Regions from separate parts of the Homo sapiens genome. Here all the other regions are linked to region 3. Evidence: read pairs that join two places in POLR2A ChIA-PET (ENCODE). Cell type or tissue: GM12878. All regions are shown on one strand.

What was found. Peaks named below come from ENCODE experiments on the same cell type or tissue, not always from the same donor. Only the 100,000 strongest peaks of a DNase experiment are listed, where the experiment ranks them.
Region 1: POLR2A ChIA-PET joins it to region 3 with 6 read pairs; 5 of 35 experiments call an interaction of 5 or more read pairs at or near these places.
Region 2: POLR2A ChIA-PET joins it to region 3 with 5 read pairs; 1 of 35 experiments calls an interaction of 5 or more read pairs at or near these places.

What each region holds. Positions count from the first base shown.
Region 1 is chr1:225,479,985-225,482,484 of GRCh38, reverse strand. The region is part of intron 1 of LOC124904526 (a long non-coding RNA gene); the gene reads right to left. Among named protein-coding and RNA genes, the nearest start is that of LINC02765, 13 kb to the right of the region's middle. In GM12878, a CTCF peak has its summit at 1,392; no DNase peak of the experiment used is centred here.
Region 2 is chr1:224,233,624-224,236,123 of GRCh38, reverse strand. The region is part of intron 20 of NVL (nuclear VCP like); the gene reads left to right. Among named protein-coding and RNA genes, the nearest start is that of MIR320B2, 22 kb to the left of the region's middle. In GM12878, no CTCF peak of the experiment used is centred here; no DNase peak of the experiment used is centred here.
Region 3 is chr1:225,991,679-225,994,178 of GRCh38, reverse strand. It overlaps SDE2 (spliceosome associated SDE2), which reads left to right. Exons shown (of 7, transcript NM_152608.4): 3 at 1,177-1,288; 4 at 1,612-1,781. Among named protein-coding and RNA genes, the nearest start is that of SDE2, 6.4 kb to the left of the region's middle. In GM12878, no CTCF peak of the experiment used is centred here; no DNase peak of the experiment used is centred here; H3K4me3 peaks cover 420 bases; H3K27ac peaks cover 785 bases.

The DNA of each region.
Region 1 (2,500 bases), 510 kb after region 3:
AGCTGTAAGTGTGGGGAGGATGGAGGGTAATTGGAATTCAGACAGGAGCCAGTTCCAAGTAATTTGTAAATTATGTGAATGAGCTTGAAAAGATTTTACCCAAGATGGTAGATCAGCTTAACGTTCTCTTCCCATAATAAACCCCATCACAAATACACAAGGGCCTCAACACCCAGATACGAATGGAATGACACTTCTTTCCCTAGAATTGTAAGGCAAGGGAGAGGGAGAAGCATTTACTTGCCTCTAAAATAGAGCCCTGGTCCCTAAGTCCATGTGTGTTTAGGGGGAGGCAGACAAGTAGATCAGTGAACAATTTGGCTTAAATTGGTTTACAAAACAAAAATTACAATGTGAGTGTAATAAATTATACAGAATGATATACAAACAGATGGGGAAATAATGTCAGCTGCTTGGTGGTGATGGAGAAGTCAATTCACCTGGAATTAACAGACGAGCTGTTAAGAATGAGCAGGTGTTCTTGGGCATCAGAGGGGCAAAGGTATTTCTGGCAGAGCAACGAGCAGTTTGCAGGTGTGAGAGTGCATGGGCTGTTCTGCAACAGGCCCCGTAAATGGGCAAGGTTGGAAGATGAGCCGTGGGGTGGAGGCAAGACAGGAGGTGAGCTGGAGAGGTTGGGAAAGAATTGGAAACATTTTGCTCTGTCCTCTGAAATCCCGGCACATGCCACATTAGACTGCATGGTTTCTAGGGAGCTTCAGAGGTCCTAATGAACGTTTTAGTCTGATTTTAAAAAGAAAACGATTTTAAGGTTCTGGCACAGAAGACATAAAAATGTGTGACATACTCCCTGTCTGCCAGAAAGCACGTTCTTCTGCACATTTAGAATGTAGAAAATATAACCCTTTAAAAAACCACCAATACAAATTGTTTTTAAGTATTCCAGAGGGAAAATAAAAATAATATATTGGCCCCTTTAGGAAACAGAACGGCCTCTCATTTCCTGGACAGTTGTTGAGAGTAGCCGTGCCAGTGCTACCTGGATTCATGGATGTGCCACACGGTGATCAGGTTCTGTGATCTGTCACGCTATGGGTGCAGGAAATAAACCCACTGGCTTGATGCTTTCCTGAGTCCGTGTCAAGCGAGTACAAGTGGGAGACATTCAGGGTAGGAGTAACTGGTATTACAGGAGCACCTGGGCTTAGATGACACGTTGCGTCCAGCCATAAATAACACCTGACTTAAAGCAGCTTATGTAAATAACAGTTTTAATTTCCTCCTATTCACCTGTTAATGAGAGAAGGATTCCTGCCCTGGGATTGTAGCAATGGCCAAACACACAGCACCTGATACTGGACAGGTGCGATTGACAGCAGGTTATTAGTAACCTGAACTCACAGCTCAGGGGAGGAGGACAGTGCCCCACACAGGGCCCCATGGGAACTGCACTCAGGAACAGAGGGAGCCAGCAGGGGCTGTGGGAGGCAGGCTTGGTGGTAGTAGCAAGAGGGTGTGGTGACCCCTGGTTCCCACCGGAGAATATGATTGACTTGTTTAAGTAATTCCACAGGCTGGTAAGGAAGTGAAACCCACAGCTGGTGGGTGAGCAGGAGCCCTGCCTGGTCCCCTGGGTAAGGAGGGATGTTTGGCTGGGGGGCCTTATCTGAGAGAAAAGAGTGAGGAGGGGAACTTGCAGCTCGGTCACACCTGGCCCTTCCGACTGGAGCAGAGATCAAGGCAGCACATAGTGTTGGGTTTAAATTTTAGGTCTTACCCTACAGGTTTATTAGCACACGTGACTCTCAACCCTGAGGTACGAGGGCCCGGGTTGGTTAATTCCACAGTTTTGGATGCCACCGCTAGGTTCCTGCCTTTCCTCAGGGCCACTGTCACTGCCTCAGCTCCCGGGAGGAGGTTTCCTCCTTGTGCATCCCTTCCGTTCTTCTCAGGCAGGAAACTTTTCTGTGGCCCCTGGTGACTTTCAGATCTCAGGCAGAGCTGGCCCCATCCCACTACTCTTCATCTGCAAAGAGGAGAGATTCCCTTAATCGGTTCAGACGAATTACCACGCGTACCTCAGGACCCAGCCTGCTTGCCTGAGCTCCTTGCTGCCCAGCAAGGAGCAGTGGATGTGGCTATGAGGCAGGCACCCCAGGGCCTCATCTTCACCCCAAAGCAAGGCTAGGGAAAGCGGAGTTCTGGAAAGCCACACTGATGTGCATCAACGCCTCTGTGCTAAACCTTGGATCCATGGTCTGGTAGGCAGTAATAAATATGTTTATACTTCTTTGTTTTTTGAGATGGAGGAGTTTTGCTCTTGTTGCCCAGGCTGGAGTGCAATGGCGCGATCTCGGCTCACCACAACCGCCGCCTCCCGGGTTCAAGTGATTCTCCCACCTCAGCCTCCCGAGTACCTGGGATTACAGGCATACGCCATCACGCCCGGCTAATTTTGTATTTTTAGTAGAGATGGGGATTCTCTATGTTGGCCAGGCTGGTCTTAAACTCCCAACCTCAGGTGATCCGCCTGCTTCAG
Region 2 (2,500 bases), 1.8 Mb after region 3:
ATTTCTGCCTTCATCCTTCCTATGTTTGTGTTGTTACAGTTATTAGTTTTTCTTCATATGTTTTGAAGTAAATTTGTTTGTTAACTTTCCCAATTTGGGGACACAGAGGGAGGAAATGAAACTCAAGTTTAACTAACAGAGACAATGCCCCCTCCGGCTTTTTGTTTTCTTTTTTTTCTTTTTTTTTTTTCCATACAGGGTTTCCCTCTTTCACCCAGGCTGGAGTACAGTGGCATGATCATGGCTCACTGTAGCCTTGACTTCCTGGGCTCAAGCAATCCTCTGACCTCAGCCTCCTGGATAGCTGGGACTACAGGTGCATGCTACCATCCCCAGCTAATTTTTTTAAAAAATTTTTGTAGTTTTAGGGTCTCGCCATATTGCCCAGTCTTGTCATGAACTCCTGAGCTTAAGTAGTCCCTCATGCCTCAGCATCCCAAAGTGCTGGGATTACAGTGAGCCACCACACCCGGCCCTTTTTTTTTCTCTATTATGTCCTTCCAATGTAGCAGTGATTCTCAGTGAAGAGAAACTGATCAGAGTCTCAGGCAGGGGTGGTGAGGGGCAGATGTAAATGCCTCTACCTCCCCTTAAATAGGATGTGCCTCACCCCCTAATTAGGAATCAAATCCATACGAGTCTTTATTTAAATGATGTGGCCAGGCACAGTGGCTCACGCCTGTAATCCCAGCACTTTGGAGGCTGAGGTGGGCAGATCACTTGAGGTCAGAAATTTGAGACCAACCTGGCCAACATGGTGAAACCTTGTCTCTACTAAAACTACAAAAATTAGCCGGGCATGGTAGTGCACACCTGTAATCGCAGCTACTAGGGAGGCTGAGACAGGAAAATTGCTTGAACCCAGCGGGTGGAGGTTGCAGTGAGCTGAGATCGTGTCACTGCACTCCAGGCTGGGCAACAGAGCGACACTCCATCTCAAAAAATAAAAATAAATAAAATTAAAAATAAAGAAATGGCCTTATGCTTAGGAGACTACTACTTGAGTAGTTTACTGCTTTAAGGGTGGGAGCAGTGGCTCACACCTGTAATCCTAGCCCTTTGGGAGGCCAAGGCAGGCAGATTGTTTGAGGCCAGGAGTTCAAGACCAGCTTGGGCAACATAGTAAGACCCCATCTCTACAAAAAAAATAATAATAATACAGCTTTAAGTGCTCAAATCTGAAAAGATTTTCGGTGAGTAACAGGTGATTTTGGTGGCGGAACTTGCCCTGGGCTAAATCTTTTGGATATACCAAGTAGGCTATCAGTCTGTGAAGGGGTTAGGGCTAAAGTTGAATGGTGTACATTTTGGATTTTCATGCCACTATAATTACAGTTTGAGAGACACTACACCACTACAGTCTATAGCTATCTGCTTGTGTTAGTTAATGGTGTTTCCACCAATGTTAGATTTCATAGTATGGGAAGGAATGAATACCCCAGCAGGTATGTGATTATTAAATAATGTTATAACCCTAACATTTAGCCAACAAAACACCAGATTCAGTTAAAAATTTAAGCTCTGTGGGTCTTTACTTTTATATAGTATGTGTCTGAGGCAGGAGAATCACTCATACCCAGGACGCAGAGGTTGCGGTGAGCCAAGATCACACCACTGCACTCCAGCCTCGGTGACAGAGCAAGACTCCATCTCAAAAAAAAAAAAGTTATATAGTATGGGGATTATCAACATTATATAATAAGTTTAATGTCCAGAGATGAGGTTTTTTAAAAAAATTTATTTTTCATTTTCATCTTTTCTTTCCAAGACTTGTGAATCATAGAAGTGATGTTTTTATCCCCAAACTCAAACTCTTTCTCATATAATCTCTAAGAACCCTGTTACAGCTGTAATGTAGTGAAACTCCAGTCAACATGAGTGTCTTTCATTGAACTCAGAACTGTGCTGACTCAGCATATTATTACATGAACTAATTAAATAAGTGAAGGCCTGTTTTGTATTTGTCATATTTTAAGTAACTTATGATGTGTTCATTCAGTTTTAACTTGAATCAGGTGCATTAAAGACTTTCCAGGGTTTGTATTTTTCCCTTCTGAACTTGGAGCCACAAGTGACTTTTTGGGGGGTTTTCTTGAGACAGGGTCTCACTCTGTCACCCAGGCTCACTATAGCCTTTGCCCCCCAGGCTCAAGCAATTCTGCCATCTCAGCCTCCCAAAGTGCTGGAATTACAGGCATGACCCACTGCGCCCAGCCCATAAATGACTTTTTAATAAGCTTACTTTAGACATTATGTAATACATGAATATGCTAGTCAGCACTTTAGCCCTTTATGCATTGTATTGTTTCCTCCATAATTTCCTTTCTTCTTGAGTTTAGTTTTTTTTTGTTTTTGTTTTTTAATTGGGACAGAGTCTCACTCTGTTACCCAGGCTGGAGTGCAGTGGTGCGATCTTGGCTCATTGCAACCGCCACCTCCCGGGCTCAAGTGATCCTCCCACCTAAGCCTCCCCAGTGCCTGGGACTACAGGTGCATGCCA
Region 3 (2,500 bases):
CTTGAACCTTGGAGGTGGAGGCTGCAGTGAGCCGAGATTGTGCCACTGCACTACAGCCTGGGCGACACAGTGAGACTCTCTCAAAAAAAAAAAAAAAGAATGAAGCATGTGGCCAGGCATGGTGGCTCATGCCTGTAATCCCAACACTTTGAGAGTCCAAGGTGGGAGGACAGTTTGAACCCAGGAGTTTGAGACTAGCCTGGGCAAGATGGTGAGACCTTGGTCTCTACAAAAAAAAAAAAATAGCTAGCTGCATCGGTACACGCCTGTAATCCTAGCAACTTGGGAGGCTGTGGTAAGAGGATCCATTGAGCCCAGGAGTTCAAGGCTGCAGTGAGCTTTGATTACATCAAGCCATTGCCCTCTAGCCTGGATGACAGAGCAAGGCCCCATCTCTTAGGGGGGATAAAAAGAATGAATGAATGAAGCATGTTATATCAGCCAGTGGAGCTTAAAATTGCCTTTCCTTCTAAACTCATTGAAAAATCTCACTATATACTTTTTAAGTTCTTAATCTGAGAATCTTGGGATCTCTGTGATTGTGTAAAGCTTCTTTTTTTTTTTTTTGAGACAGAGCCTGGCTCTGTTTCCCAGGCTGGAGTGCAGTGGCACGAGCTCAGCTCACTGCAAGCTCTGCCTCCTGGGTTCACGCCATTCTCCTGCCTCAGCCTCCTGAGTAGCTGGGACTACAGGCGCCCGCCACCACGCCTGGCTAATTTTTTGTATTTTTTAGTAGAGACGGGGTTTCACTGTGTTAGCCAGGATGGTCTTGATCTCCTGACCTCATGATCTGCCCGCCTCAGCCTCCCAAAGTGCTGGGATTACAGGCGTGAGCCACTGCACCTGGCCTGGGTAAAGCTTTTTAAATATTCTAGCTGTACAGGTATTATACCGGTATGCAAATAACTAACACAAGGATAAATAATTAGGTTTGGGAAGGCTAGGTATTTTATCTCAGAACTATAAAATGAAAGGTGAAAGGCATGAGGTTAAATCAGTCTTTTTACTTTCGCTGCCTGAATTAGAACCTTGATGTTCATCTTTTCTTAAAAAAAAAAAAAAAGAAAGAAAGTAGAGATCATTGTTAATCTTGTGATACAGATTGTTTTCACAAATTCTGCTTTTATCCATCCTTGAACACATTTTAACCTGCTTTCTCCAAATACATCTGCTCAGGTTTTGGATCTATGCTCCGAGCACTTGGTGCTCAGATTGAGAAGACAACCAATCGAGAAGCTTGTCGGGATCTCAGTGGAAGGAGACTACGCGATGTCAATCATGAAAAAGCGTAAGATGCCCACCTTTTTTTGTGTTTTTGAGGAGAGACATATACTTTCCTATTAGTAGTGATTATACATATGCCACGCATATTGGAAATGGAAACTTAAAATATTTACATCCAAATTTATTATCAGATTTAACCTTTTCCATAATTTAATAATCATCTTTGGGATTAAGTTCAGTACCATATGCTAGTAGTAAGCATGGCTCACCTTTCTAAGAGAATATCACAGTATGAACAAGTGCATTAATTCGTCAGAGACATTTTATATATAAAAGTGTATATGTAATATATCTATTCAGTTATATCTCTTCCTCCCTCATCCCCAGAATGGCTGAATGGGTAAAACAACAAGCCGAGCGAGAGGCTGAAAAGGAGCAGAAGCGGCTGGAGCGACTGCAGCGGAAGCTTGTAGAACCCAAGCACTGCTTCACCAGCCCCGACTACCAGCAGCAGTGCCATGAGATGGCTGAGCGTCTGGAGGATTCCGTCCTCAAAGGTGAGAATGAGGATTCCTTAGTGTGTTCAGCTGGCACCCCTGAAGCCAGCTGTTCAGACTGCTCTACACTACGCACAAAGAGCAGTTCTTAAGCTTTTTTTAGGTTACAGATGTCTGAGAATCTGATGAAAACCTTGGCACTTTTATCCTCAAAAATGAACACAGTATTTTTTTAAAAAAGAACACATATACAACATTTGGCTTTTTTTTTTCCCCCCAAAACGGAGTCTTGGTCTGTTGCCCAGAGCTGGAGTGCAGTGGTGTGATCTCGGCTCACTGCAACGTCTGCCTCCTGGGTTCGAGCAATTCTCCCGCCTTAGCCTCCAGAGTAGCTGGGATTACAGGCACACGCCACCACGCCTGGCTAATTTTCATATTTTTAGTACAGTCAGGGTTTCACCATGTTGGCCAGGCTGGTCTCAAACTCCTAACCTCGTGCTTGGGATTACAGGCATGAGCCCAGCCAACATTTGGCATATTTAACCCCTGAATTCCATGGGGCCATGGGCCCCAGGTAAGAAAATTTTTTGTTTGTGTTTAGGGATAAGCTAAGTCTTCAGAAGATGTCTAGACCTCAAAGAATTTGCTGCCAGTTTTAAGTCAGTTTTTAATGTGAATGATTCTCATTAACTTTTGTTTTTAGCATCCAAAACATGGCAGGCCTAGTATGGGAACAATCGAATAAGAAACAATCTTTTTGCATCAAAAAGGTTATGACA